Linked DNA regions of Homo sapiens: region 2 is linked to region 1. The links are chromatin loops, found by intact Hi-C in ENCODE. Cell type or tissue: dorsolateral prefrontal cortex. All regions are shown on one strand. Links, peaks and the distances in the headings refer to the core of each region. The heading gives the core; the rest is flanking DNA. Region 1 overlaps QSER1 (glutamine and serine rich 1). Region 2 holds the start of DEPDC7 (DEP domain containing 7).

Region 1 (16,303 bases), core at 4,158-12,157:
TTTTTTTCATATGAGGTAAAAGTAGCTCATCTGAAACAACATTATAATTTAACAGGATAAACTATCAATAAATATTTTTGAAAAAAATCCAACTTTTTCTCAAAACATTTATATATTAAAATACACTAAATTCATTGGCATATGTAAAATACTGATTGCAAAAAAATTGGACATGAAGCTTTCTGAACAAAGGTTAACTTGAAAAGTAGGTTTATAGTAGCAAGTGAGAAAGAGGCAGCTCAGTATGATGATGGGATGAGCACTACATGAGGATCCAAAGTTCTAAGTTTTAGCTGAACTACAACTGCTGGATAAACTAGAACTGGATTTTAACTGAATAGAACTGATATGTGGCAGCTATGTGACGAATAGGCAAGCTGCCTAATTCCTCCAGACCTCATTTACCCTCTGAACAATCTGAACAATTACAAAATACAAACTGATCTAACAAAACACTGAGTATGACCAAGGGATATTAAGTCACTTTAACTTGAAGCAAAGAAAAAGTAGGGGAAGAAAAATGATCAAAACCCAGTACCAAAAATATGAATCAAAATAGTTATTTTAGAAAAAGAGGGGAGAGTAAAATTATGACAAAGATTCCTATTCAAAGCTTTTGGCTTTCAGTGTCACCACTCTGAACTTTAAGCTCCATTAAGAAAAGTACTTTTAGAATATAATTAGTTTTGGTGTAGCATTAAACATTTTAGATTATTAGATTCTTTCTTAATTTACCAGCATAGTACTTTATTATATTTTATAATACTAACTGCCTCTAATAACCTTCTGAAAAAAAACAACAACCCAGAATCCAGGTCACAAGTTTCACAGCTAAGTAAAATGATTGTTTACATAGTCTTTCTATTAGTGATTCAATCTGTTCTAATACTGTATTTACATTCTACAAAAGTAAGTTTTAAACATTTGTGATTTAAAAATAATCTTAAAAAATTTTCTCCCCTTAGAGAAAAATCAGAAAACACTGATAAGCAATTTTTAAAAATCTTTCAAAATACAACTATACAGAAATGACTACTACAAAGAGAAGCATATTTTATGATGCAAGGAATATAACATTTAATAGCAAAAATGCTGACCTGGGATTAGCTGAGTTTTAATCATGGTTCTTCAACCTCTAACCTGTTCTTTAACTTTAATCTCTTTTGAACTTTAGTTTACAAAATAAATGTTTCAGACTAGGTAATATCTAAAGTCCCTTCCAGCTCCTAATTACTTGAAAATGACTGATATACAGGTTACTGTCTCTGATTAGGTGGTAAGAAAAGCACTAGACCAGAAATTAGAAGACTTTAATTTTAATCCTTTCTCTGCCAGTTTCAAGTTTGTGGGCCCTTAAGCAAGTCACTTAACCTCTCTGAACCTGTCTTAATCCACAAAATGGCTGTCTAAGTTGTTTTAAGGTTAAATTAGAATATATGTCTAAGTATGTGAACATAATAAAACAGTATATAGTCATGCACTGCATAATGACATTTTTGACAATGACAGACCACATATACAATGGTGGTTCCATAAGACTATAATGCCATATTCTTACTGTACCTTTTATTTTCTTCTTTAAAAAAAACTTTTTAAAAATTTCAATAGCTTTAGGGGTACAGGTGGTTTGGGTTACATGGATGAGCTGTATAGTGGTGAAGTCTGGGATTTTAGTGCATCCATCACCCAAGTAGTGTACATTGTACCCCATAAGTAGTTTTTCATCCCTTACCCCTTTCTCACCCTCTCCCCTTCTGAGTCTCCAATGTCCATTATACCACGCTGCCTTTGTGTACCTATAGCTTAGCTCCCACTTATAAGTGAGAACATGTGATATTTGGTTCTCCATTCCTGAGTTACTTCAGTTAGAATAATGACCTCCAGTTCCACCCAAGTTGCTGCAAAAGACATTATTTTGCTCTTTTTTATGGCTGAATAGTATTCACTATATTTTCTTTATTCACTCATCGGCTGATGGGCACTTTCCATATCTTTACAGTTGTGAACTGTGCTGCAATAAACACATGTGCAGGTGTCTCTTGGGTATTATTTATTTTCCTTTATGTAGATACTCAGTACTGGGACTGCTGGTGAGAATGTAAATTAGTGCAACTGCTATGGAAAACAGTATGGAGATTTCTCAAATAACTAAAAGGAATAATATTAATTGGTATAACCCAGTGCATTTACTGGTTTAATACTAATTTTAACTGATTAGAAAATAATTGCTATGATGTATCTTTTACAAAAGATACAAGTATATGATTTTAATCTTTATGCCACTTTTATCTGGTTCATCTTTCCAATTATTGGAAAATAAAATATACTGACATACAGACCTTTCATGTAATACTAACACTTAGTAAACTATTTATGAGGATGATTAGATTCTAGAATTGGAAGAAACTGGTTAGAAGCTATACAATTTTCCCATGAGTAGAAAGCAATAAAAGTTCAAATATTCAGAGAATGCATGAAAAGATATGACCATTTTATGGAATTAAGATGCTATATATTTAACTGACAATTTATAGGTATATATTACACAAGTCACATATAAACATATAACTAACAGACAAGATTTCTTTTTTTAATTCCAGGAAGTACTACCAAGGAAGTACTACTTAGAAGACTGTACCATTGCTCTTCTCTAAGGCTTGCATTGTGTCAGGGTCCAAGGCAATGCTAACAAGCAATTCCATGTAGCTCTTAAAGGTTTCCTTCATTGCTCTTGTGTTCAAAAAGCGAGTGACAAAGGGAGCGGGAGGTTCAAATTCTGGGAGGGAGAAAGGGTTAAATATTAAATTTTCCTTCCTGACAATTTTAAAAACACTTTTCTCTATAACGAGACCCTAGAAGCAGATTGCAGATACAATTTCTTCAAATTCAAGACTTTCTCACCTTACCTTTAAAAGGTCTGAGGTTCTCAAAGCTGGTTTGCACATGACAATGACTGAAGAGCTTTGTTAACAATAGAACAAAAACCAGATTGCTGGACTTCCTAAAACAGAATCTTTGGTAGTGGTGGTGGTCGTGGTAGGGTGATGAAGCTTAAGTATTATGCTCTTAAAAAGCTTCCTAGGTGATTCGTGTGTGTGTGTGTGTGTGTGTGTGTGTGTGTGTGTGTGTGTTTTGAGACAGAGTTTCACTCTTGTTGCCCAGGCTGGAGTACAATGGCGCCATCTTGGCTCACTGCAACCTCCGCCTCCTAGGTTCAAGCAATTCTCCTGCCTCAACCTCCCGAGTAGCTGGGATTATAGGTACACACCACCATGCCTGGCTAATTTTTTTAGTAGAGAGGGGGTTTCACCATGTTGGCCAGGCTGGTCTTGAACTCCTGACCTCAGGTGATCTGCCTGCCTCAGCCTACCAAAGTGTTGGGATTACAGGCGTGAGCCACCACGCTTGGCCCTTCCTAGGTGATTCTGAAGCCCAACACCAGAAAAAGTAGACTGGGTAAGAAACTATTTGTCTTCTGCTGGATCCCACCACAGACATCTGCTGCTAGGTGGTGCTACTGTAGTCTTGATGGTTTCTCTGTTTAGTAGTAAAGAAATTGTATGACATCCAATGTATGAGTAATACATAGATTTCCTTTTTATTCCTAGACATAAATTACTATAAAATTCTTGCCTAGGATGTATTAAAAATGTTTAAAGTATGGCAGGTGCAGTGGCACGTGCCTGTAATCCCAACACTTTGGGAGGCCAAGGTGGGAGGACTGCTTGAGCCCAGGAGTTTGAGACCAGCTTGGGCAACATAGTGGGACATCGTTTCAATTAAAAAAAATATAAATTAGCCACGTGTGTGGTGGCATGTACCACTATTCCCAGCTACTCAAGAGGCTGAGGCGGGAGGATTGCTTGAGTCCCGGAGGTTGAGACTGCAGAGAACTGTGACTGCGCCACTGCACTCAAGCATGGGAAACAGAGTAAAGACCCTGTCTCATAAAGAAAAAGAAAAAAAGAAAAAAATCATTTTAATGTAAACACAGCCTGTGCACAGAGAAAATTTCATTCAAATCCAATGGAAAGAACTATGACATTAACTTGTTGGGTGCAGTGGTGCACACCTGTAGTCCCAGCTACTTGGGAGGCTGAGGTGGGAGGATTGTTTGAGCCTGGGAGTTCAAGACCAGCCTGGTCAATATAGCAAGACTCCATCTAAAAAAAAAAAGTTTGTTTCAATTTTGACTTTTTGTATTCAAATATATAATCAAGTCACACCCTTAAATAGCAGTTTTTAAAATATTTTTAATGTTGTGGGTATATAGTGTGCGTTTATGTGTGTGTATGTGTGTGTGTGTGTGTGTGTGTGTGTGTGTGTGTGTGTGTGTATATATATATATATATATATATGGTGTTTTTTTTTTTTCTTAGAGATAGGGTTTCACTATGTTGCCCAGGCTGGTCTTGAACTCTCAGCCTCAAGTGATCCTCCTGTCTCAGCCTCTGAAAGTGCTGAGATTAGCTGTAAGCCACCGTGCCTGGCCTATAGTAGGTGTATGTATTTTAAATAGCAGCTGTTAAAGTAACTGTACCCCAGGGGGGACCCCAAGACCCTTTTGGTGGTCTCTGATATCAAAACTGTTTTCATGATAATATTAAGATACTATGTACTTTCTTCACTGCATTGCCATTTGCAAAACTACTACTGGGTAAAATTGATGGTGCCTTACCCCACGAATCAAGGCAATGACAACAAACTGTACTAACAGTAATATACTTTGCATGACTTTGTCATGTCACTCACTACCATGTATTTGGAGGGGGAAAAAGTTTCACTTAGGAATAGTCCTAGGGGCTGGGCATGGTGGCTCACACCTATAATACCAGCACTTTGGGAGGCCAAAGTGGGAAGATTGCTTGAGGTCAGGAGTTCAAGACCAGCCCAGGCAATATAGTGAGATCCTGTCTCTACAAAAAAAAATTTTAAGTTAGCTAGGTGTGGTGGCATGCGCCTGTAGTACTAGCTGCTTGGGGGCCTGAAGTAGGAGGACTGTTTGAGCCCAGGAGTTCAAGGCTGCAGTGAGCTAAAAAGGTGCCACTCTACTCCTGCTGGTGATAGAATAAGACCCCATCTCTTAATTAACAACCAGAACAGTCTTAGGGCCAGGTGAGGTGACTCATGCCTATAATCCCAGCACTCTGGAAGGCTGAAGCAGGACAATGGCTTGAGGCCAGGAGTTTAAAACTAGCTTGGGCAACATAGTAAGACCCAGTCTCTACAAAAAACTTTAAAATTAGCTGGGCATGGTGGTGCATACCTGTAGTCAGTCCTAGCTACTTGGGGGACCGAGGTGAGAAGATTGCTTGTGCCAGAAGTTTGAGGTTACAGTGAATTATGATTACACCATGCACTCCAGCCTGGGTGACAGAGTGAGACCTCTCTCTAAATATACAAAATTTAAAAAGAGCCTGGGCAAGGCTGGATGCGGTGGCTCATGCACGTAATCCCAGCATTTTGGGAGGCCGAGGCGGGTGGATCACGAAGTCAAGCATTCAAGACCAACCTGGCCAACATAGTGAAACCCCATCTCTACTAAAAATACAAAAAAGTAGCCAGGCATGATGGCGGGCGCCTGTAATCCCAGCTACTCGGGAGGCTGAGGCAGGAGAATCGCTTGAACCTGGGAGGCGGTGCAGTGAGCCGAGATCGCGCCACTGCACTCCAGCCTGGACGATAGTGCGAGACTCCGTCTCAAACAAACAAACAAACAGAGCCTGGGCAACATGGAAAAACCTTGTCTCTACTAAAAAATACAAAAAAATTAGCGCCTGTAGTCCCAGATACCCAGGAGGCTGAGGTGAGAGGATCACATGAGCCTGGGATATTGAGGTTGCAGTGAGCCTTGTTTGTACCACTGCACTCCAGCCTGGGTGACAGAGTGAGACCTTGTCTCAAAAAAAGATAAAACAAAATAAAAATTAATAGTCCTTGACGAAGAAGTAATTATTAATTTTATGAAATTTCTATTCTTGAATAGATGTCTTTTTAATATTCTGTGTGATGAAATAGCAGGTACACATAAAGCACTTCTGCATAAATATAATGGGTATGACCAGGAGGAGCACCCATACAGTTGTGTGAGTTACAAGATAAACTAGCCATTCTTTCCCCCAAGAAAACAAGATTTTTATTTGAAAGAATGACTGACAGATACACTATGCCTATCCAGACTTGGGTATTTGGCAGACCTTAATTTATTCTTAAAAATAAATTAAGAGAATCTGCTCATTCAAGGAAAACAACTGATGGTATTTGTTGCCAATGATAAAATTTGAGATTTCAAGTGAAAATTAGAGTTCTGGACATCTTCTATCCCCACTGTGAGTCTGAGCTTCCCAATTTGTAAAGACTTCATTAATGAGATCATTCATAGAATTGATGAGTGCTATTTTTTGATAGTGTAAAATGAAATATCTGACCTTAAGAGCTAGAACCATAAAACTCTTAGAAGAAAATGTAGGAGTAAATATGTCCTTGGATTTGGCAATGGATTCTATGTGAACAAAAGCTGAGTAACAAAAGAAAAAATAAGTAAATTGGGCTTCATCCAAATTTAAAACTTTTGTGCATCAAAGGATATTATCAAGAAAGTGAAAAAGACAACCTACAAAATGGGAGGAAACATTTTCAAATTATGTATCTGATTAAGGGTTTAATATCCAGAATATATTAAAAAACTCCTACAACTTAACAACAAAAAGACAAATAACCCAGTTTAAAATGGGCAAAGGATCTGAATAGACATTTCTCCAAAGAAGATATACAAATGGCCAATAAGGACATAGAAAAAATGCTCAGGACATGGAAAAAATGCTCAACATCATTAGTCACTAGAAAAATTCAAACTGAAACCACAATGAGATACCACTTCACACTTGCTAGGATGACTTTAAAAAGACGCACACACAAACAGAAAATAACAAGTGTTAGCAAAGGATGTGGAAAAATTGGAACCGTCATGCTTTCCTGGTGGGAATATAAAATGGTGTAACCATGTGGAAAACAGTTTGATGGTTCCTCTAAAGGCTAAACATAGGATTATTATGTGACAATAGTAACAATTCTGCTTCAGGTCTATGCCTCCAAAATTGAAAATAGGAACTTAGATACTTGTATGCCAATGTTCATTACACCAATTATTCAGTTAGCCAAAAGGAGGAAATAACCCAAATACCATCAATAAAATGTGGTGTAAACATACAATGGAATATTACTTAGCCATAAAAAGGAATGAAGTTATGATATATGCTTTTACATGGATGAACCTAGAAAACATTTTGCTAAGTGAAAGAAGCCAGACACAGAAGGAAAAATATTGTATAATTCCACCTATATGAGATATTTAGAATGGGCAAAATCACAAATACAAAAAATAGGTTAGAGGTTACCAGTAGCTGGAGGAAAAACAGATTAGAGGTTACCAGTAGCTAGAGAAAAAAGAGAATAAGTAGTTGTTGCTTAATGGTTACAGTTTCTGTTTGGGATGATAAAAGTTTTGGAAATATAGGTGAGGGTTATACAACAGTGTGAATGTAAATAATGCTAATAAATTGTACACTTAAAAATGGTTAAAAAGGCAAATTTATATTTAACCACAGTGTTTTAAAGTGTGAAAAAAATTAATTATTGGAAGATCTATATCACTGAGCTAACTAATATTTTCACATGACCAATGAACAATGTTATAAAACCATGCATGGATGAGAGATATGTAAAGTTAAGACAAACCAATAGATTTTAATGTAATAGCATGAAAACTCAAGAAACTACTACTTGTCAGTATCAGGAGTATCTATGAGTATCTGAGAAGGCAATTGAAATCCTCCTCCTTTTCCTAACTACATACAGGAGGAGTATTTCCATTGCTTTCTCAGTTAAGTACGGATATTCTTGATACTTTAGCCAAAATAACATATAATAACAAACTGAATGTAGAAGCAGATATGCACTTATCTCACTAAATACTGTTAGTTTTGGAAAGTATAGTTGTTTTAAAAAAAACACCTCACATTAATAAGTAATGGGTTCATTTTAAATAAATATTTTAAAACTTTGAATTGGTATTTAGTAAATTTCAATAGATTTAGCACACATAAACCAAAGTATCTGGAATCCTCAATGTGTTTGAAGATTCCATTGGAGTCCTGAAACAAAGAGTCTGAAAATCACCAGCCTATGAATATATGTTTATTATCAATATTTGACTTCTTAAGAGAACTAAATACATTCTTTAGCCTGAGAATGTAAAGCAAGGAACAAAAAGGCCTAAAAATGTTTGCTTAACTATTAGTGACACCTAGTGGTCACTCAAATTACCAAGGGAAGAAAATGTTACCTTGTCATTTGAAGAAACTATAATTGAGAGCAAATTCAGAACAAACGTTTTGATTCTAAGCAGTAGGCAAGACTGCTAACTGCAAAAATTATGTATAATGCCTTCTATGCATATTCAAGGCACTGAATTTCCTTACCTATTCTGATTATATATTTCTTTTTTCTTTTTTTTGAGATGGAGTTTCGCTCTTGTTGCCCAAGGCTGGAGTGCAATAGCGCAATCTTGGCTTACTGAAACCTTTGCCTCTTGGGTTCAAGTGATTCTCCTGCCTCAGCCTCCTGAGTAGCTGGGATTACAGGTGCCTGCCACCACACCTGGCTAATTTTTTTGTATTTTTAGTAGAGACAGGGTTTCACCGTGTTGGCCAGTCTGGTCTCAAACTCCTGACATCAGGCGATCCACCCTCCTCAGCCTCCCAAAGTGCTGGGATTGCAGGCATGAGCCACCATGCCCAGCCTGATGTATATATTTCTAAACAACCATTTACAAATAGCTTTATTTTTTATTATTATTTTTTTAAGCTATGGGGTCTCGCTATGTTGTCTAGGTTGGTCTTGAACTCCTGGGATCAAGCAATCCTTTCTCCTGAGCCTCCCAAGTAGCTGGGTGTGTAGATGTGCACCACTGCACTTGCCCACAAATAGCATTTACAAACAGTACATTTAGACTGGGCACAGTGGCTTATGCCTATAATCCCAGCACTTTGGGAGGCCGAAGTGGGAGGATTGCTTGAGCCCAGGAGTTTGAGATCGGCCTGGGCAACACAGTGAGACCCTGTGTCTACAAAGATTAAAATTTAAAAATTAGCTGGGTGTGGTGGTGCCCACCTGTAGTCCCAGCTACTCAGGAGGCTGAGGTGGGAGGATCACTTGAGCCTGGGAGGTCGAGGCTACAGTGAGTCATGAGTGCACCACTGCAGTCCAGCCTAGACAACAGAGTAGACCTTGACTCAAAAAATAAAAAATAAAAACGGTAAATTTAAAGTAGACTTCAGCACTGAAGAATTTTTTTTATTATGGTTCTATTTCTAATCAGATAATTTCTAAGATAATCTCTCAAGCAATGATACTTGTAATGTCAGAAACCATCCTGGACATCAACTTCAACCATAGCCCCAACAACTAATTCACCATTCAAGTTCTGCCAAAATTACATCCTGAATATCTCAAAACTGTCCCCTCATCTCCATCCCTGCTGCCACTACTTAGGTTCAGACTCAATTTATGCCTGAATTATGTCTTGTAATTCAAATTTAAATTTCACCATATTGTTTCCCCCTTATAAATCCCTCTAAGGACTTTCATTTGTTTACAGGATCACAAGCTTTTTAGCTTTATTATGGCATACAAGGTCTTTCATCATCCCTTCCTCTTTTCTTAAATTCTACTTTATGTTCTAGAAAAATAGGGGCCAGCAACCTTTTTCTGTAAAGGGCTATAGGTAAATATTTTAGATTTTGTCATATGGTCTCTGTAGAACTACTCAAATCTGCCACTGTAGTGGGAAAGCAACTGTATGGAAATATGCAAATGAATCTATGCGGCTGTGTTCCAATAAAACTATAAAAACAGGCTGAGGGTCAGATTCAGTCTGCAAGACATTTGGCAACCTCTGTACTACACTACTAAACCACCTGAAATTTCTTACATATATTGTACACCATGCTTTGTGTGCTGGTATATTCTTATGTATTACAACTATCTCAGTTTTAATTTCTAATATAGTAAATATCAATAGATATACCTACATAAATGCATTTTAGGATCCTCAATAATTTTTAAGAATGTAAAATGGTTCTAAGATCAAGAAGTTTGATAACAAATTATTTCAACCTTTACATTTTATAAAACAAGAAAACTAAGAGAGGATATCCTACCTTCGTTATAGGTACATGATTAGCTAGTGGCAGATATATAGTAGTAAGCATTTATTAAATAATGTAGTGGCATACGTTATTAAATATATTACTATATTATAATTTGAGTGCCCCTTTCCTAGGCTTAGTTATTCTTTTCTTCTAGCATAAACTTAGACTCAAATGTTTATGCTAGGTGGGGCGCAGTGGCTCATGCCCGTAATCCCAGCACTTTGGGAGGCTAAGGCAGGAGGACTGCTTAAGCCCAGGAGTTTGAGACCATCCTGGGTGACAAAGCAAGAGCCCATATCTTAAAAAGAAACATTAGCTGGGCATGGTGGTGCACACCTATAGTCCCAGCTACTTTGGAGGCTGAGGTAGGAGAGTTACGAGCCCAGGTGTTCGAGGCTGCAGTGAGCTAGGATCATGCCATTGCACTTCAGCCTGGGCGACAGAATGAAACCTTGTCTCAAAAAAAAAAAAAGTTTAGAACTAGATGATTCTTAGTAATCATCTGATCTAACCTCCATCTTATCCAGAGTTGAGATAACTGGCATTACTAAGGTAAGTTCTGCCTTTTCTATTTACAAGGCTGCATGTGTGGGCCAACTGTGCTTCAGTTGGTATGTTCAGGGAATGTGAACTTACTTTCATAAAAACCTAAACAGAATTTATTAGGTAGATAAATTCCCTGAAAAGTAAATACATTTTGAATTGTCAGCATCCTGCTCCTCACCACTCATGTAGATAATCTAAAGTTATCAGGGTAGCCATTTCACGGAAAACTCACCCTCATCGTCACTACTACTAGTATGGATCTCAGGAGATGAGTCAGATTGGGATGATGAAAATTCTTCTTTCCATTTTTTCCGTTTCTTTGGTGGTGGCTCAGCCTTTACTTTTGGCTGTTTAACTTTGGGTTTCACGGAAGGGGCTTTTGTAGTTGTAGTTTTTGATGCTAGAGGATCAGAAGTTTTACTGCTACTACTTGGCTTAGCTTGAACAGTTCTGCAATGTTATAAACAAACTTCATTAACACACTGAAATCTTGTTAAACTAAAATAAAATAGAAAAATAAAAGAGAATCACAGGAGAAGATTATCTAATTACTCTCACCAATACCTTCAAAATATACAGTCCAAGTCCTATATACATCTCAATGGTGATTCCCATAAAATTTTCTTAAAATACATTCTTTTCACCAGAAGCATTCAATATTCAGTTATTAAGGGACTTTTAGTTCAGTCCTTATTTCTACTTCTTCATTGCCCTCCTTGATTTATGGACTTATTTCCCAGAGACTATGAGGCTGTACAACAGATGATCAGTGGGCTTAGGAAGGTAATGAATGTTATAACCGTAATTGCCATATCTAGCTCTGACCCTAAGAAACTCTCACAGGCTCTGGTGGTGTCAGGTTTTGATGTAGAAACCCAAATGCGGCGCGGTGGCTCATGCCTGTAATCCTAGCACTTTGGGAGGCTGAGGTGGGTGGATCACTTGAGGTCAGGAGTTCAAGACCAGCCTGGCCAACATAGTGAAACCCCATCTCTACTAAAAATACAAAACCAGCTGGGAGTGGTGGCGGGCGCCTGTAGTCCCAGCTACTCGGGAGGCTGAGGCAGGAGAATCGCTTGAACCCGGGAGGTGGAGGTTGCAGTGAGCCAAGATCACGCCGCTGCACTCCAGCCTGGGCGACAGAGCAAGACTCTATCTCAAAAAAAAGAAAAAAAAAAAAAAAAGAAAAAAAAAGAAAAAAAAGAAAAACCCAAATGCATCTGTCCTAGAGTCCCTCGAGATTTGCTGTATGCCAGCTGGGTATGGTGGCTCATGCCTGTAATCCCAGCATTTTGGGAGGCTGAGGCAGGCAAATTGCTTGAGCCCAAGAGTTCAAGACCAGCCTGAGCAACATGGTAAAATCCCATCCCTATAAAAATTAGCTGGGCACAGTGGTGCACACCTGTAGTCCCAGCTACTTGGGAAGTTGAGGCAGGAGGATCACCTGAGCCTGGGAGGTCGAGGCTGCAGTGCCGTGATCATGCCACTACACTGCAGCCTTAGTGACAGGGTGAGACCCTGTCTCAAATAAAAAAGATTTGCTCTCTTCCAGGTCTGAAGATTTGAGTGGATAAAATTCCATCATAAAAATAAGGTAAGCTGCTTCCAGTAGGTGGGAATGTTAATGAAACTGGACCTACTTGGCACTGGAGTAAGAACATCTACGGTCATACCTGCTTCTCATGCAGACCACAGGGTCAAGTCAGTTATCTTCCAGATTCATGCTCCAGACAACCCAGAGTCACATTAATACACAATAATAATTCTACTGTGTACACTTGTACAGTAATGTAGTTCTTATAGTTTTTTTATCAATAATTATTTTAAATTTAATTTACTTCATTATATTATTTACATTTTATAGATGAAAAAGGGAGCTTCAGGAAAGCTGTCTTCTCTAAGTCACATAAAGCTGGACTCAAACTTTTTGCCTCTACAATTTTTTTTCACAATACTGGGATGACACCAAAAGGACTTAGGGAAAAGAAAAGGGCACCCACCCACCACAGATAGCCATGAGCTTTACAGTGCCCATCTCATGCCTTCAAAAGAATCACTTATTTCATCAGGCACTGAAATTTTTTGACTTGTGTATAATAAAAAAAATCTATTTAATTGATATGCTCCTTTGTACATTGGTATCATCAATAATACACCTATATATATGCACAAATATATCACCTAAGAAAACAAATACCTGATAGTTTGTGAAGGTTTATTTCTTGGCTTTTTAGAACACACTCTGACATATTCCTTCTTGTTTGCATTTTCAATGAACTTCACATATATTCTTTTGTATTTACTCTTTGCATCTCCAAAATATCCAAGATACTGAGGAAGGAAACACTTTGAGTTACATAATTGAACAATCTAGATACAAATGCTACTTTGTTTGTTCAATTGACTATCCCATAGCCAACCTTCAAGTTTTCTAAAATGCAGCTCTGGCCAGGCTAATTTTACCCTCAAAAACTGATCCCAGGCTCATTATTGATTTCATATGTACAAGCAATCTCATTTGGCATATTCTTACTTCCAGCTACATTAAGTATGACAGAATAACTTCCATCAGTCTTCTGGTAAATCAGGATATTTGACTAGTAGAATAATCAATATAAAGGAGCCTCTGAGTCAATCTGAACTCTTCATAGGCTAACATTAATCCCTTTCCTTTATTAAAAAAAAAAGTTAAACAATAGTACAAGGTCATTTAATTTTAAATAGCTGATATTTAACAAATGACTTTATTTTTATATTAGACTATCAAAGAGCATCAATATTCTAGTTCAAATTATATGCTACTTTATATCAAAAATATTCAATATAAAATACTTCTATATTTAAATCATTGTTTTTCTCAGGACCACTGTCAAAATAAGGCTAATGTAAACATGCATTTTACTTACACTATTTGTAGCAGCAAATTCTCTTTGACCATCTCGAATTTCAGGAACAAATTTCTGTAATAAAGCTTTTTGTACTTTCCAAATAGCTGGAGGTTCTTTTCCTGTTTTTAAAGCCTCCTGTAATAACCAGAATTAATGATACTTACAAAACACAGCAACATATTTTAGATCTTAGAATATTAGAGATGAAAGGAATCTGAAAGGCCTACCCTAGCTCAACCTTTTATCTCACCTCTCTATCTGATATTCTGCAATAATTCTTATAAGCTGGTTAGGTTATTCAGTCTCTGCTTAAATTATTCCAGAAATAGGGAGTTCATTAGCACACAAAGTAGCCCATTACCCATTTGTGCAGCTAAAACTATTGGAAAGTTTTCTGCTAATGACACTGTCCTATGTTACATATGCAATTTTATAACTATGTATATATACATATCTTAAAAGACCATAAACAAATACATTAAAATATTAAAAGTAGTTAACTGTGAATAGTGAGAATACAGACACTTGAATGTTGGATTCTTCACTGCACTTTTTAACGTCATTCCCATGTTTTTTAAAAAGGCAAAAGTGGCTGTATGCAGTGGCTCATGCCACTGCATGAGGATTACATGCCTGTAATCCCAGCACTTTGGGAGGCCAAGATGGGAGGACTGCTTGAGGCCAAGAGTTTGAGACCAGCCTGGTCAACATAGCATGATCCCATCTCTATTTTAAAAAATACATAAAAAGGCAAAAAAGCAAAGCAAGCAAACAGAAACCCCAAAATATGTTATTTTAAACACAGCTACAACTTTCTTACATAAAATTATTACATTCTCTTCATGGTTATACAACTTGAAATTATGAAATTAAATCTAATTCTACTTTTACATGATAGTTCTCTGTTATTTTTGTTTAAACTTTTAAATTATATAAATAACGATTTTCTCCAAACTACTAATAATGAATTGGGAACCTTGAAAAAAGTCAACATTTTAAAACTACTATAATTACTAATACTGAAATGCAACTGACTACATTTGTACAGAAATACGTACAACTAAGTTAAGGTTAAAATTATCTTCAATGATATCTGACATCTACTCTTAATATTTTGATTTTATCAAACACTTATAATGCATAAAACTTCCCATAATTCAAAGTAGATGCATGCTATTGAAGTCATAATGAAGGCTATCGCAGGCACACTAACTAAACTATGACCTTTACACTGGTGAACACTGACATCACCTTAAAAGTCTCTATGTCTTCTATCTTTACCACAAATTCATCACGCTCTCTGTATTGGCCTTCTCCTCCGCTTTCTGTGTCCTCCTCATCTGTAAAACCTTCTATGGCAACAGTGTCCTGTCCTTTTGCAAACTGGTCTGAAGGAAGACCATCAAGTTCAATGGGCTTTGAGGATTCTGAAGAGCTTATATTTTCCAGAATATTTACTGCATATGAAGTAGAGTGGAGAGGTTCTTGCTTAACTGCACCCACAGTGGTTGAGGAAGTAGTAGCAGTACCAGTAGTATTGGCAGTTGGGCTAGTAGTTGCCACCTGTAGGGCTTCTGAAACAAAACCAAGCAAATGCAAATCAGTATTACAAATATTTAAACACTTGTTTTGTGTAAAACTCAAAACAGTTTAAAAAGAAAGACTTGATTATTTTGTAATCAAACTGGTTGAAACAAAACCACAGGAAGAAATTAGACAACAGATGTTAATTTCCAAGAATCAAAGATGTGAGAATTAAGTCTAGATGACAAGTAGACTGCAAACCTGCAACTATCTACCTATCCTCCCGCTGCCAATTCCATGTAAGTAGAGCAAAATTATTTTTAAAAGAAGAGGCTGGGTACAGTGGCTCACACCTGTAGTCCCAGCCCTATTAAAAAAATAAAAAATTAGCCGAGCATAGTGTTGTGTGCCTGTAGTCTCAGCTAATCAGGAGGATGAGATGCGAAAATTGCTTGGGCCCAGGAGTTCAAGGGTTACAGTGAGCTATGATAGTGCCACTGCACTCCAGCCTGGGTGACAGAACAAGACCCTACTTAAAAAAATAATAATAATAAAAATAAAGACATGAAAGTGATAGAAGATAAGGAAGGGTCGGCCAACCAAAACTGTGACTCTTCATAGAAGATGAAAAACCAAATACATGTGGGAAAAAAAAAAACCCAAAACATTCTGAAACAGCACTAGAAGCTATCAAAATTAAAATGATTATAAAGTAATACTATGAAAAACTGTATGCCAACAAATTAAATAACTTAAGATGAAATGGATAAATTCCTAGAAAGACACAAAATACTAAAAAAGATTGGGGCCATGCACGGTGGCTCACACCTGTAATCCCAGCACTTTGGGAGGCCAAGGCGGGCAGATCACGAGGTCAGGAGTTTGAGACCAGCCTGACCAACATGGTGAAACCCTGTCTCTACTAAAAATACAAAAATTAGCTGGGCGTGGTGGTGCGCGCCTTTAATCCCCGCTACTCAGGAGGGTGAGGCAGGAGAATAGCTTGAACCTGGGAGGCAGAGATTGCAGTGAGCCAAGACTGTGCCACTGCACTACAGCGTGGGCAAAAGAGACTCTGTCTCAAGGAAAAAAAAAAAAAAAAAGACTTGGGAAGAAATAGAAAATCTGAATACC
Region 2 (16,303 bases), core at 2,743-10,742, 55 kb before region 1:
GTACACAGGGTAAGACAGGAAAAGGAAGACATGCAAGATTCAAACTTCAATCAGACTGCCTTTTAAGAACCAATGAGACAGACTTTTGGACTAGTGATAATATAAAGATGAAACACATAAGTCATAACACTTGAGCTATAAGTAGGTTAGCACACAAATCCTAAATGACAAGGCTGAGTCACTTATTAATTACAGATCAGTAAGACAGCTGAAGAGGGCGGTGAGAGGGGATATTTGGCCTCAATGAGTAGAAAAGGCTAATCTTCACAGAAGAATTAAGAGGTAAAGAATAAATTTCCCCATATTAACTTGTGGGAAATCAGGAGGTTCTGCAGGTTGTATAACACTGCATAAAAGATTAAAGAACTAGTTAGAGCAGGAGAGTAGACACCTGTGAACCACAGGTTTCCAGAGTCCTCCAGGCATGATACAATGCAGCCCTCACAGGTCCCCTCTGTTCTCACTGACCATTAATTCCCAACCATTGCATCCTGGGATATTTCCCTTCAAGCACCACCACCCACAAACTAGCTCATGTTCATACAGATGCTTTCATACACAATGTACCCTGGACTTGACAAGTAAATGTGCCAAAACCCATACCAGGATAACCTGCTTTTTAAAATGCTGACTTCACCAGCTGAACATATATGGTTTGAAACTTATTTATCGTCATTTAAAAGCTGAAATGAATATTGGTATAGCAGATCATGGCCCAGTAAGATGACTTACTGTGATTTCTAAACAGGATTTAAGAGACCAAAAATAGACAATGAATGTTTTTTAAGTCTTGCAATCAGAATTAAGGGTTCAGCTTGTCCTCAAACCTCACTTTCATATGAGCTAAACAACCTTTTAAAATCCATCACTATCTACATCTTGATGCTTCCTTACATTTGGTCAAGCATTTTCTTTTTTTTCTTTTTTTTTTTTTGAGATGGTGTCTCACTCTGTCGCCAGGCTGGAGTGCAGTGGTGCGATCTTGGCTCACTGCAACCTCCAACTCCCTGCTTCAAGTGATTTTCCTGCCTCAGCCTCCCAAGTAGCTAGGATTACAGGCACGCGCCACCACGTGCAGCTAATTTTTTTTTGTATTTTTAGTAGAGACAGGGTTTCACCATGTTGGCCAGGATGGTCTGGAACTCCTGACCTCGTGATCCACCCACCTCGGCCTCCCAAAGTGCTGGGATTACAGGTGTGAGCCACCACACCCAGCCTGGTCAAGCATTTTCTAAAAGCATCATAACAAATGGAATCAAAGAGTTTAGAGATCAGCTGTAAAAACTCTGGATAAGAGACAATCTCTGTAAGTAGGTTTCTTTATCTACTGATAAAATAGTTGAACACAATATTTTAGGTTAGTTTCAGGTCTAAACTGCCAGGGCAGGCACAGTGGCTCATGCCTCTGACCCCAGGACTTTGGGAGGCCATGGCGGGAAGATTGCTTGAGGCCAGGAGTTCGAGGTTACAGTGGGCTAGGATCGCACCACTGCACTCCAGCCTGGGTGACAGAGTGAGATCCTGTCTTTAAATAAACTGATTATAGGAATGTAAAGACTGAAATTATATCTCCTCCATTTAGATAAGGACATTGAACACCAAATATGGCAGATCTATAGGCAAGAAAGGAAGCATATGGACAAATTTGACCCTACCAGATACAAAACCTTTTGGAAGGTTGCCTAAGGAGGCTCAGGAATAATTTGATTATCTAGCCTTCAACACATAGTCTCAAGCACTATATAAATCTAGGCTAGTTAACCTTCATTTTTCAAGCAGTCTCATCCTTATTTGCTTGAAAACAATAGCTATTTTTCAAAAGCTGCCCTTCACATGTATTTGAACTCTACCATAAAAAACGTTTACCAAAAGTAAAAGTTAAACTTCTAAGATAATATTGAACACTTATATATACGTGTAGTACCAGTAATAATCATCCTCACTTCTAAGAATTCACACTAAATAACTGAGTCATAATAATTCCCTAAAAATGTAAAGAAATTACATTTACCCAAAAATTAGGGATAATCAGCATCAACCATAATCCACCCTGTCAGCAACCCTAGTCCTACTGTGAAAACCTATGAAAACCTATTTAAAGGGAAAACAATTGTATAATCACTTCAAATAGTAAGATTATATTAAATCTTTAGAAGTAGATCAATATACACATTATAAAATTGGATCCCAATGTAAGGTAAACATACACACAGAATTAATAAAACACACTACCTCTTAATGAACATATAACAAATTTGTTTCCATTCTCGGTCTTTAGACTGGACTTAAAAAAAAAAAAAAAAAAGGAACTGAATCCAGACAGTTGATGTTTCTCCATAAAACTTTTAAGAGATGGTGAGCTAGTGCCCGATTTCTTTCAGATTTCCTAGCGGTTTACAGAGGTTTAAATTATTTAATTGCCTTACAGATTGCCTCAATATAATACAATTGGTTAGTCAATATTTGTTAGTTGTTAATTATTGCTAACTACTAAAAAACTTACTTTTTTTTCTTTTTTGAGACAGAGTCTCACTTTGTCATCCAGGTTGGAATGCAGTGGTGTGATCTCGGCTCACTGCAACCTCTGCCTCCTGGGTTCAAGCGATTCTCCTGCCTCAACCTCCTGAGTAGCTGGGATTACAGGTGTGCGCCACTACACCCAGACAATTTTTGGATTTTTAGTAGAAATGGGGTTTTGTCGCATTGGCCAGGCTGGTCTCAAACTCCTGGCCTCAAATGATCCACCTGCCTCAACCTCCCAAAGTGCTGGCATTACAGGTGTGAGCCACTACACCCCGTTCATAAAAAAAATTTTTAAAGGAAGGTTAACCCAGTGGTTCTCAGTGGGTGATTATACCCCCAACAGGACATGTCTGGAGACATTTTTGATTGTCACAATGAGTGTGGGTATTGCTGGCATCCAGTGGGTAGAGGGATGCTACTAAACATCTTACAATGCACAGACAGCACCCACAACAAAGAAAACGTCAGTAGTGCCAAGGTTAAGAAACCTTGGGTTGACTGAATACTGTTCAGACATGGAAACTTGAGTTAACGCAGCAGACACAGTGCTAGGTGCTGTGACTACAAAGAGTTAGACCAGTGTGGACTCTGCAGTCCCAGGGACCTGAGTTCCGTTGTTGGGTCCATCATTTACTAATAACACGATCTTGGGCAAACTGCCTAACTTTTCTGTTGCAAAACAGAGCTAACTCCACTTCTCTCACTCATTGCGAGGATCATGAGACAATATGTTAATGTGTCTCGCAAAATGTCCAGAAATTAACAGATGTATCACTAAAAACAAAAGGAGCAAACTGTCACAGTCTAGAAGAGTAGATTCATTACATGACAACTGAATGTAATATAATATCTTGGATGGGATCCTGGAAGAGAACATTAGGCAAACACCAAGGGAATCTAAGTGTGGACTTCAGTTAATAATTATATGTATCAATATTGGTTCATTAATTATGACAAATGGACCATACTATTTAGTGAATCTAAAATTTTATTTTAAAAGTAGAAAGAAAAGGGAGGTATCTTTCTTCCTCTTCCTTCCTCTGAACTCAGAGGACACAGTCCCCAACCTTAGGAGTTTACCTTTTATTTACTCCTACTACCTGGATGATAATGTCAAGTTCTGAATAGTATTCAATCACATAAAGGCCAACAGGAGATGAGAAGACAAGATGTGACACATACCAGAGGATTTAACTTTTCATCAGAAAATAACACATCTATAAATCCTAGACCATTTAGGATTTAAGAGAATTTTAAGAAAGATTTTTTCAAAAGAGGTTTTAAAATATTACTCACACAAAGAATTGTCAAGACAACAAAGAAAAAGGACATTTGTTGGATAGTAACCAAAACCTCATGAAAATATTAATAGATAAATGTAAAGAGAATTGTGTTTATGGTGTTAAAACTTGACAGTTGTGACTGAGTGGAAAAATTTTCTATACTATGATCCCAAGATTACAACACTTTTACTGGATATTGGTTCTGGTAGTCCAAAGTTTATTTTCCTGCTAGTTGGCATTAGAGGCGTCATGCTGAAGACTGCGATTGCCTCTGAAAAGAAGGCTGCAGGTAGGTAAAAGAAGTCTACCAACAAGAAAAATTTACAATATCTACGAGAATTATCAGCAAAAGCAGACATTGGTCTCTGCTTTAATTCACATACATTAATGAGACAGCATATGGGAAGTACTTTGAGCTCCCTGGAAAAGTGATACCAGGCAAACTCAAAGAATTAGGTTACAGTATAAAGGGATAACAGGATAACAGACTACTTTCTTGTTTGTCGTATTAAAAGACAAGTGTTTTTGACATACTGGCTGAAGACTGGCATATAGATCTCATTTCTTGTACATAAATCAGGTCCCTGGTCATTACAGCCCCTTTAAGGTAAGTGAGAGTTACTAATCGGTGGAGAAACAAAAGTACAAAGCTGCCTGCCAGAGCACACAGAAAGAGAATGGCAAAGAACCAATAACCGTGTGCTCCCACTACCTTGCTCACTGGAACTATGACAAGGCAACTAAAGGGTGAAAGAAAGGCTAACAAATGTTACCAGGTCGGGATTCCAGCGGTAGCAAGCAAAACGAGTGAGAACAACAGCGGGCCCCTCTCCGTCCACTGCAGCTAGTGTGCCGAGGACAGTGTTCCTTTGATTCCTGATAACCAGCACTTCAACTCTTCCCTTAGAGAGTTATCTACTTAATTTCTGAATACATACTTCCTTACACCATCTAAGAACCTGTTCACAAATGCCCAAAGCTCCAGAATTGGTATTTCAGCTATTAGAGAAAACAGGGTACCATGTTTTTATTTTAAGCAGGTGACATTTGGGAATTTCCTTCACTGAGTAAGTGGGCCCAAAAGATTTCTCAAGACTGTTTTCAATGTCATTTGGTTTTAAATTCCCAAATGTCTTAGCATTTGTCTTCTCTTCACAACATAAATCAAGGAGACATTCTCAATGTGGCCACTATGTGCTTACCTGAATCCTTTACATGGAAGCAGACTAAGGTCAATATTATGATTTTTCTTAGAAAAGGACAAGTGAAAAATGGTTCTCTACCATAATCTGTCGTTAGCATTTTGAAGATTAAAATGAGCATTAGTGAGTAAGTCAAACACAAGAGTGGGGCCACTGAGAAGCACCCATTTGACCCAGAGGAAGGAATCACAGTTTCACTGGTTGGTGTTTTTACAAATGAAAGGCTTTTGTCAGAAAGGGAACTAATTCCTACGACATCCCAGACTGGAGCTCCAGAAAGGGGAAAAAGTTGTAACTTAACCAAAAGAAAAAAGCCAAGGGTTATCTGAGTATCTTAACAGTTATCTGAGTCACCCCTATTAACTGGGTTGTAGATCTGCTATAACCAGCATTTTAGAAGTGATATCCGATTCTCTTCATGTGTTTGAACATTTAAAGAAACCAGAATCCTAAATCAACTGCCCCCAAAAGACACGATTAGGCCCGTGGCAGAATTTGCCAACTTCCCTCCTAATTTCATGTAACTGTTTTTTTAGCCAAAAACTTCTATTCACTAAAATACTGCTTATACATAAAGTGTTAATAAATACCTTTTATGCCAAATTCCTGCCAGTAGAACTCACATAAACCTCTCATCCCTCCCAGGAAGAGTCTGGGGAGACAAGCTGACTCTTGACTCCTAGCAGTCTGGAGAACAAAGTGGGCAAGGGAGGAGCTCGGCCCCTGGCCATACTGTGTCGTCAAGGTTTGTGGTTGAGACAGGGGGCAAAGAACTACACAAATTCCAGATACCACACTTGTCACCGGTAGCACCGCGGAGCATATCCCGGAGCTCCCCGGCGCGTGCCTGGCACGTTAGCGGGCGCACAGACCAACGCGCGGTCAAGTTGAGAGTCTGGGTAGAAAGAAAAAAGCTGGGCTGTGCGGGCGGGCTCTGCCGCTTGCAGCCCACCAGCCAGAGAGGAACTCGATCCGCCCGCTCGGCGGGGGCGTTGGCCAAGTGGTCGCAGCTGTGCTGTGCTCGCCCAGCCGGCCGTTGACAGGCGCAGGCGGCCGAACGCCCCACGCCGCCCGCCCCGCGCCGGGACCCAGCCCGCGCACCCCAGCCCGCCCCGCGCCATCCCAGGCGGCAGTCCTCGGCACCTACCCGGAGGCCTGTGCGCGGGGCTGTGGAGAGCCGAGAGGTTCAGCGCAGCAGCCTTCTCCTGCACGGTGGCCATGGCCCTTGCTCCCCGGACGCCAACTCCTCCAGCAGCTTCACAGCTCCCTAGCTCCCTGAGCGCCCGTCTGTTAACTGTGCGGGGCGTGGCTCCCTGCAGGCCCCGCCCCCGCTGCCGGTCACGTGTCTCTCTGGCAACCACTGAACGTAGCCCGCGGCGCCAGCGATCCAAGTTTCCTCGGGCGCGATGCCACGCGAGCGGTGGTCGGGGACAAAGCGGTTCCCTGGGCCGGCACTACGCGGCCCGCGGCTCACACCAGCGGGATTCGAACCGCGGCCTGCCGTAGATTAACTCGGGACCAGGCCGGGCGCGGTGGCTCACGCCTGTAATCCCAGCACTTTGGGAGGCCAGGGCAGGTAGAGCACCTGAGGTCAGGAGTTCGAGAGCAGCCTGGCCTACATGGCGAAACCCCTTCTCTACTAAAAATACAAAAATTAGCTGGGCTTGGTGACAGGCGCCTGTAATCCCAGCTACTCGGGAGGCCGAGGCACAAGAATCGCTTGAACTCAGGAGGCGGAGGTTGCAGTGAGCCGAGATCCACCACTGCACTCCAGCCTGGGCGACACAGCGAGACTCCGTCTCAAAAAAAAAAAAAAAAAAAAAAGAAATAGAAAAAGTCGGGAACCTGGCAAGCTGCCTAACTGCTCTGTGCGTCGGTGTCCTCACCTGTGATGCGGGGGTAGGTTTAGTACCTGCTTCACTGAGATGTTTGTTTGTTTTTTAACGAGGTTTATAGGAACCAATTCAGGTTCAGCATTTAGTAACTGCGTCCGGAACGTAAGTGCTTAAAATTATGTCATAGTAGTAGTAGTAATAGTGATAATAACAATAATAATCGAGTTTTTCAGACATCCCTACCTGTGCAGAACAAACAAATCCTATGTGGCCCAGGAGAGCAATGTCTAGAGGTCACAGGAGGGCAGCAACGAAAGACCCTGGGACTGGCTGCCAGGAAATCTGTGCTGCCTCCAAAGGAACTGTGGGTCGGGTGGGTAGGGACAGTTTGCTGCCGGTTGGAGTGAAGGTGAGGAGAGAAAAGGAGGAAGGGCTATTAATGGGACACATCTTAGTTACTTGGAAGTTGAAGCCAGGCCAGGGATCCAATGCTGGATACCTCTGAAAGGATGAGTGGTCTTAGAGACCAATAATCCAATTGCCAGACACTTGCCCTTTTTTTTTTCTTTTTTTTCAAGTTTGGGAATTTTGCAATGATTTTCAAAACGATTATGACGTCTTCTTAGAAGGAGGATGCTTGTGTGATTTAGGTGTAAATTAGAATGGTGTTTAAGTGGGAGTTCATTATTTAGCTTATTGGAAAGAGCTTCTACATGGGATTGTTTCAGAGAATACATACTAAGAAGCTGCCCCTGGGGACTTGGGTTTGTGGGTGGGAGGTGGGGGCCAGTTGCTGCTGCTTAGTGTTAGAAAAAGCTGGCCAGGCACGGTGGCTCACGCCTGTAGTCCCAGCACTTTGGGGGGCCCGAGGCAGGGGGATCTTCGAGGTCAGGAGTTCGAGAACAGCCTGGCCAAGATGGCGAAACCCCTACTAAAAATACAAAAACTGTCCGAGTGTGGTGGCAGGCACCTGTAATCCCAGCTACTTGGGAAGCTGAGGCAGGAGAATCGCTTGAATCCAGGAGGCGGAAGTTGCAATGAGCGAAGATTGTGCCACTGCACTCCAGCCTGGATGACAGAGTGAGACTCCATCTCAAAAAAGAAAAAAAAAGGTTGCCAACCAGTTGGCAACCTTTTTTTAATGTGACCTCTTCCCCTGATGGTAGTAAAACCCTGCTTTACTTCTGTTTAAGGATTTTCTTTGTAATCTCTCAATTGGCTGCTACACACAGAAAGAGGATGCATTCAGGGCTGGTTTCAGGCACCCAGTATACCAATGAACTTTATCCCGTGCTGTATAACTGAATGAACACACAAGTCCTCCCTCACTGCATGGGAGGGGGGAAAAGCTCATCTGTCTCAGAAGACAAATCTTGAAAAACACTAATATTTGAAAAAGCTTGGTGACCTCAGTGACCATTTTGATACTTTATATAACATTTCAGAGAGTTTTTCACCAGGTTATGCAATAATTGTTTACCTCTTCTGGAATGCTGAAATGTTCATCTCTACTCAGATACTTTCTACAACCATGGGATAGGAAATGCCTATCCCTTTTCCCACTTTCTTCCCTGGACAGATTTTTCCAGGTTACCCGGGTGTGTTTTTTTTCTCTGAGCACCTGTGGCACTTATCAAATGCATTACTATTCATCTCCTGCTTGTATTGATACTCTCTGATTATTACAGCACACACATATCTTTTTTTATTATAATTTAAGTTCTAGGGTACATGTGCACAACATGCTGGTTTGTTACATATGTATACATGTGCCATGTTGGTGTGCTGCACTCATTAACTCGTCATTTACATTAGGTATATCTCCTAATGCTATCCCTCCCTGCTCCACCGACCCCACGACAGGCCCCAGTGTGTGATGTTCCCCTTCCTGTGTCCAAGTGTTCTCATTGTTCAATTCCCACCTATGAGTGAGAACCTGTGGTGTTTGGTTTTTTGTCCTTGCGATAGTTTGCTGAGAATGATGGTTTCCAGCTTCATCCATGTCCCTACAAAGGACATGAACTCATCCTTTTTTTATGGCTGCATAGTATTCCATGGTGTATATGTGCCACATTTTCTTAATCCATTCTATCATTGATGGATATTTGGGTTGGTTCCAAATCTTTGCTATTGTGAATAGTGCTGCAGTGAACATACGTGTGCATGTGTCTTTATAGCAGCATGATTTATAATCCTTTGGGTATATACTCAGTAATGGAATGGCTGGGTCAAATGGTATTTCTAGTTCTAGATCCTTGAGGAATTGCCACACTGTCTTCCACAATGGTTGAACTAGTTTACAGTCCCACCAACAGTGTAAAAGTGTTCCTGTTTCTCCACATCCTCTCCAGCATCTGTTGTTTCCTGACTTTTTAATGATCGCCATTCTAACGGGAGCACACACATATCTTAATTGCCTAAGAAAATTGGAAAATTGCCGGGTGTGGTGGCTCATGCTTGTAATCCCAGCACTTTGGGAGGCCAAGGCTAGCAGATCACCTGAGGTCAGGAGTTCGAGACCAGCCTGACCAACATGGAGAAACCTCGTCTCTACTAAAAATACAAAATTAGCCAGGCGTGGTGGTGCATGCCTTCAATCCGAGCTACTTGGGAGGCTGAGGCAAGAGAATCACTTGAAACCGGGTAGTGGAGGTTGCAGTGAGCTGAGATAGCGCCATTGCACTCCAGTCTGGGCCAACAGGAGTGAAATTCCATCTCAAAAAAAAAAAAAATTGGAAAATTGTCCAGGGCATGGAGCATATTTTAACCTCTTGGACTTCTTTCAGCATTTGTGCATTGCTGGGCAAATAGTAGATGCTCTGATTGTCCCCATCAAAATACAGAGCTTTAAAAAATATCAGTTTCCTACTTTTTAAAGTTTAAAGTTTAGTAACTTCTAATAGAAAAAGTTCTTTTAAAAATCCCACCTGGGTGGTGGCTCATGCCTATAATCCCGGCACTTTGCGAAGTTGAAGCAGGTGGATTGCTTGAATCCAGGAGTTTGAGACCAGCCTGGGTAACATGGCGAAACCCCATCTCTACAAAAAAATACAAAAAATTAGCAGGGCATGGTGGTGTGCGCCTGTAGTTCCAACTACTTTGGAGGCTGATGTGGGAGGATCGCTTGAGCCCAGGGAGGTAAAGGTTGCAGTAAGTCAAGATCGTGCCACTGCACTCCAGCCTGCGTGACAGAATGAGACCCTGTCTCAAAACAAAAACAAAAACAAAAACAAAAACCCTTTCATAACTAACAAGTATCACAATCACACAGTTTATGACGTGAAAGGAAATTTCTTTCATCCCTTTCTGATTAATCAGTGCACAGCTGCAAAGACTTTGGCCTTTTTTGTTTTCAGTGCCATAAAACTACCAGCAGCATACACCCAAGCTGTAATCTTTGCATAGTATTTTTTATTTTCACTTACAGAGTGCTTTAAAACCACTTTTATTGATTATTTCACCAACAAGTGTGTCAAGTCAGTATATGTTTAGCATATGGGAAAAACTTCACTTGATCTAAGCTTGTCTAAGATCAAACTTGTCTAAACCTATCAAGAGGTAGGAAACAGAGCAGAAAGTTTATGATTCACTAGTCTGTTCTGGTGCAATCCAAAATTCACCCAAAAAAATGTTTAAAAAACCACCAACCCACTTCCTGTTTCTGTGGCACTGTAAAACAGTGATGAGTAAAAACTCTTCCATAGTTTTTTTAACTTTGTTATTAAGATGGCAATATAATATCATCCTTTCACTGTTAAAACATCCAAGTTGTAATCTTTAAATTTCCATCTCATATTTTTGCTGACTCAAATTTCAGGCTCAGGCCAGGTGCAGTGATTCATGCCTGTAATCCCGACACTTTGGGAGGCTGAGGTGGGTGGATCACCTGAGGTCAGGAGTTCAAGACCAGCCTGGCCAACATGGCAAAACCCCGTCTCTACTAAAAAATGCAAAAATTAGCCAAGTGTGTGGTGGGCGCCTGTAATCCCAGCTGTTCAGGAGGCTGAGGCAGGGAGAATTGCTTGAACCCAGGAGGCAGAGGTTGCAGTGAGCCAAGGTCATGCCACTGCACTCCAGCCTGGGCAACAGAGCAAGACCGTGTCTCAAAAAAAAAAAAAAAACAAAAAAAAAAAACAGAAACAAAACAAAAAAAAAATTTAGGCTTATACCCTAATCAAGGCTCAACCTACCAAAAATTGCCATAGTAGTAGACTATTTGAGTTTAGGAAACTTGCCCCTCTCATATACACTCCCAATTTTGGTGCCAAATGGTAGGGCAACTGGGCACTGAAAACAGAAGGGAATAAAACCTGTTTTCTAGAAAGGATGATACATAGCAAGATTTTCCTCCATCAAATAAATTTTGAGCAATAGTACATTACATGATGGATGTATTTGGAAGGGCAAAGGTAGCCTTGATACTAGCCTTGAGGCTGACTTTTTTATTTTTATATCTTTACTTTTTTTTTTTTTTTATTGAGACAAGGTCTTGCTCTGTCACTCAGGTTGGAGTGCAGTGGTGTGAACACAGCTCACTGCAGCCTTAACCTCCCCGGCTGCACCTCAAGTGATCATCCCACCTCAGCCACCCGAGTAGCTATAGTCACGCCTGTAGTAGTGCACCACCATGCCCGGCTAAATTTTCAAAAATTTTTTGCAGAAAAGAGATCTCACTTTGTTGCCCAGGCTTTCAATATTAAATATACACCACACTGAAAATATTCTCTTCTGTCCCTTAAGAAAGAAGATTTTTCTCAGAGATAGTTTGCATTATTTGGTACACATTTGTTCAAATGACTGCATTTCAACAGGTTTACATCCATCTGCTCATAATTTGGAAGATATAATTTAGATTTGGATGTCCTTATGATGGCCTTTTAGATGCACTCAAAGACCCTGGGTCTATGAAGACTTTAGAAATACTCAAAAACACATTCAAAGAGAAAGTTTTCTAATGATAGTGTGTATAGAAGCCATTAAAAATGTAGCTTTCTGTCCCCCACACTGTGTTCTGATTTACTACTTCTGGGGTAGAAACCCTGAGAATCTCTGTTGTTTTCTCTTCCGTTGTGATAAAATACACAAATTTGCATCTTTTTTTTTCTTTTTTTGAGACAGGGTCTCATTCTGTCTTCCAGGCCAGAGTGCAGTGGCTTGATCACAGTTCATTGCAGCCTCAACCTCCCAGGCTCAAGTGATCTTCCCACCTTCGCCTCCCAAGTAGCTGAGACTACAGTCATGTACCACCATGCCTGCCTATTTTTTTCTAGTTTTTTTAACCTTCTTTTGTAGAGACGGGTTCTTGCTCCGTTGCCTAGGCTGGTCTTGAACTCCTAGGCTCAAGAGATCTTCCCCCTTGGCCTCCCAAAGTGCATGAGCCACTGTGCCTGGTCTGCATATTTTTTTTTTTTTGAGACCGGGTCTGGTTCTGTTGCCCAGGCTAGAGTGCAGTGGTGTGATCTTGGCTCACTACCACACCTCTGCCTCCCAGGCTCAAGCCATCCTCCCACCTCAGCCTCCCGAGTAAAATTAGCCTGACTAATTTTTGTATTTTTTATAGAGACAGGGTCTCACTTTGTTGCCCCTGCTGGTCTTGAACTCCTGAGCTCAAGCAATTATATGAGGGGTAATCGCCTTGGCCTCCCAAAGTGCTGGGATTATAGGCATGAGCCACAGCGCCTGGCCCCTGCATCATTTTTTTTTTCCCCTGAGATGGAGTCTTGCTCTGTTGCCCAGGCTGTAGTGCAATGGCACGATCTCAGCTCCCTGTAACCTCCATCTCCCAGGTTTAAGTGATTCTCCTGCCTCAGCCTCCCGAGTAGCTGGGATTACAGGTGTGTACCACCACGCCCAGCTAATTTTTGTATTTTTGGTAGAGATGGAGTTTCACGTGTTGGCCAGGCTGGTCTCAAACCCACCCACCTTGGCCTCCCAAAGTGCTGGAATTACAGGTGTGAGCCACCACGCCCGGCCCTGCCCCCACCCCCCGCATCATTTTTAACATACACTGCAGATGATTACAATACAGAATTTCAAAGAAGCACATTTTGAGGGATATTCTTCTTAACACCTCATAAAGTTTCCTTTTACCTAATAAGGATTTTTTTCACAGAATGTAAATCCCAAGACAGGAGAGATTTTTATCTTTTCTCGTCACTGCTATATCCTTAGTAGTTATTAGTTCAGAATCTGGTTCATAATTGGCTCGCAATAATTTTTGTGAATGCCTGAATAAATAAAGTATTTATTTTAGATACAGTAAGTTTCAATTTAAAAAATTTCAAATATACAATTTTCTGTATACTATATATTTATTTGATATAATGGTATATCCTAAGTTTTCTTCAGAAAGAAGCATAAAATCTTTAGTGTTAATTTCTGTACATGTTTACTTGTACATGTATATTTAAATCATAGAAGACTGAAGAATAAATTAGTCTTAATAATGAATTACCCCTCATATAATTTCGAATACAAGACTTTAAAAGTTTTCTTATTTGTTTGAATCTATGGGTGCTATGGAAGAATTAGAATAAATCATATTCACCATAGGTATTTTGCACAAGTATTCCAGTTATCCGTGGTCCACCCCCTTTTACCTTTGTATAAGTCATAAATGAATAATGACCCTTCTCATGGGGTACATTAAAGGTCTGTTTTACTCTTTTGTTTTATACAAGCTTCAATTAATTACAAACTAATAGATATGATGACCAATATTTACAACATAATGTCTACAGTAAAGTTCTGTGACATTTTGAGCTGGTAAACTAATAAATAAACTATGACAATTGTAATTTTATTGAGGCCCCCAGAATTTGGCTTAGATCAATTATTTTCTCTTTTACAAATGGAGTTTCTGCTTTTCACCTTACAAAATAGATATAGCTTTATTTTTCTTTTGAGCTAACATGTAAAGTCTGAAAAATTACTACTGAATATTTAAAGCTACAAAAATTTTAAAAAATTTCAGATATTGATTTATTTATTTGAGACAGGGTCTCCCTCTGTCACCCAGGCGGGAGTATGCGGCAGGATAATAGCTTGCTGCAGCCTTGAATGCCTGGGCTCAAGCAGTCCTCCCAGTGATGCCTCCCAAGTAGCTAGGACTACAGGCATGCACCACCACACCCAGCTAACTTTTTAAAAAACATTTTGTAGAGACAGGATCTCTCTATGTTGGCCAGGCTGGTCTTGAACTCCTGAGCCCAAGCAATCCTCCTACCTTGGCATCCCAGAGTGCAGGGATGACGAGTGTGAACCACCGTGCCTGGCCCATAGGTATTTGACTTCCCTTAAAAAAAAAAAAGAGACCAGGCACATGGCTCACATCTGTAATTCTGGCACTTTGGGAGGGTGAAGTGGGCGGATCACTTAAGCCAGAAGCTTTAGGTCAGCCTGGCCAACATAGCAAAACCCCATATCTACTAAAAATTCAAAAATTAGCTGGGCGTGGTGGTGCACACCCATAATCCAAGCAATTCGGGAGGATGAGGCACAAGAATCGCTTGAACCCAGGAGGTGGAGGTGGCAGTGAGCTGAGATCATGCCACTGCACTTTCGCCTGGGCAACAGAGAAAGATCCTGTGTCAAAAAAAAAATAGAAGAAGAAGAAGAATTTGAGTTACTGTTAATAAATTGTCCAACAGTCAATATCCAGTCAAGAATAACCATAGTTCTACAGTGAGCCGTGATCACACCATTGTACTCTAGCCTAGGCAAAGAGCAAGACCCTATTTCAAAAACAAACATGCAAACAAACAAAAAACAGAATAACTATAGTTGAGAGCCATAGCCACACACTCAGAGCTGAGTACTTGGCTTCCAGAACATGATTCTGAGGATTTCTTTTATCTTGCTGGTTGTTATTTCTTGGTCTCCTTTCCTTTGACATCTCCTCTTCTCCCTGCCTATTAATGTTGAAGTGTCCCAGGGCTCAGTCTTTTGTCCTCTATTCACTCCCTCAGTGATCTTATTCAGTCTTGTGGTTTTTAAAACCGACTGGATATGGTGGCCCATGACTCTAATCCCAACACTTTGGAGTCTGAGGCAGGAGGATCACTTGAGGCTGGAAGTTTGCGATCAGCCTGAGCGACAGTATGACCCTGTCTCTACAAAAAATAAAAAATTAGCCATCCAGCCTGGGGAACATGTCAAAACCCATCTCTACTAAAAATAAAAAGTTTGCTGAGCATGGTTGCACACACCTGTAGTCCCAGCTACTTGGGAGGCTGAGGTGAGAGGATTGCCTGAGCCCAGGAGATAGAGGCTGCAATGAGCCATGATCGTGCCACTGCACTCCAGCCTGGGTGACACAATGAGACCCAGTCTCAACCAATCAATCAAAATATTTGAACACTCCCAAAATTATATCTGTACTCTAAACCTTTCTTTGAACTTCACCCTCATTATCCTACTGCCAACTCCACTACATCTCCACTTGGATGGCCAGTAGGCATCCCAAACTTAACATGGTCCCACACTGAACTACTTATTTTTCCCTTCTAGGTCTGCTCCACGGGAAACTTTCTCCAGCTCAGTTAAAGGCAGCTTCCACTCTAGTAGTTCAGGCAAAAAAACTTGGAGTTATTCTTGACTCCTCTCTTTCTCTCATACCCTCCACCCAGTTCATGAGGAATCTGACCATGTCCCACAACGTGTATTCCTACCACCCTGGCCTGAGTAACAGTCACCTCTTACCCAGATTACTGCAGTACCTTCCTAATTGGTCTTCTTGCTTTTTTTCCTTGTTATGCCACCCTTTTTAGTTTCCTAACAAAGCAGCAAGAGTAGTCCTTAAAACATAAGTCACGGAGACCATCCTGGGCCACATGGGGAAGCCCCATCTCTACAAGAAAGACAAAAATTAGCTGGGCATGTTGGTGTACGCCTGTAGTTCAGGCTGCCTGGGAGACCGAGGTAGGAGGGTCACTTGAGCCCTGTAGGTGGAGGCTGGAGTCAGCCATCATTGCCAGCCTGGGCAAGAGAGTGAGAACTTGTCTCAAAAAAGCAAAACAAAACAAAAAAAATTAAGTCTGATTATTATTCTTTTTGGTTCAAAACCCAGCAAAGACTGCCTAACTACCCTTCCCTCATTCCATTCCAGCCACATTAGCTTCCTTATCTGTTAACACCTCAGGCACACATTGCTACCTTTAAGGCCTCCAGACATCTGTTCACTCTGCCTTAAATTTTCTTTCTTCCAATAACCATGGCTAACTCATATTCTTCAAATCCTGGTTCAAATGTCACCTTATCAATGAGGACTTCCTTAAGAATCCTGTGTAAATATTGCAACCATGATCCCACCTCCCACAGCTACCCCTCAGCACTCCAGATACTCCGTATCCTGGTCTTCTTCTCTTTTCCACGTTTCTTATCCCTTTCAATACATATACTGACTTAAAAAAATTATCATATCTATTTTTTACTGTCTGTCCTCTCCCTCTCCCAATATAAT

The links. Peaks named below come from ENCODE experiments on the same cell type or tissue, not always from the same donor. Only the 100,000 strongest peaks of a DNase experiment are listed, where the experiment ranks them.
Region 2: it touches region 1 in a loop (2.1-fold over the local background); 11 of 110 quality-filtered maps call a loop at or near these places.

Annotation. Positions count from the first base shown.
Region 1 is chr11:32,952,773-32,969,075 of GRCh38, reverse strand. It overlaps QSER1 (glutamine and serine rich 1), which reads right to left. Exons shown (of 13, transcript NM_001076786.3): 5 at 14,897-15,219; 6 at 13,664-13,780; 7 at 12,955-13,088; 8 at 10,990-11,207; 9 at 2,639-2,776; 10 at 1-30. It overlaps LOC105376615 (a long non-coding RNA gene), which reads left to right. Exons shown (of 4, transcript XR_931167.2): 3 at 12,310-12,351; 4 at 12,622-12,738. Among named protein-coding and RNA genes, the nearest start is that of DEPDC7, 55 kb to the left of the region's middle. In dorsolateral prefrontal cortex, for the core only: CTCF peaks have their summits at 8,114 and 8,319 (motif pointing left); no DNase peak of the experiment used is centred there.
Region 2 is chr11:33,005,881-33,022,183 of GRCh38, reverse strand. DEPDC7 (DEP domain containing 7) reads right to left here and starts at 6,306. Exons shown (of 9, transcript NM_001077242.2): 1 at 6,156-6,306. The coding sequence starts at 6,228. It overlaps LOC105376615 (a long non-coding RNA gene), which reads left to right and starts at 6,394. Exons shown (of 4, transcript XR_931167.2): 1 at 6,394-6,907. RefSeq lists silencers at 6,032-6,091, 6,412-6,461 and enhancers at 10,304-10,353, 10,634-10,693. In dorsolateral prefrontal cortex, for the core only: no CTCF peak of the experiment used is centred there; DNase peaks (open chromatin) are centred at 5,823 and 6,343; H3K4me3 peaks cover 2,526 bases; H3K27ac peaks cover 1,648 bases.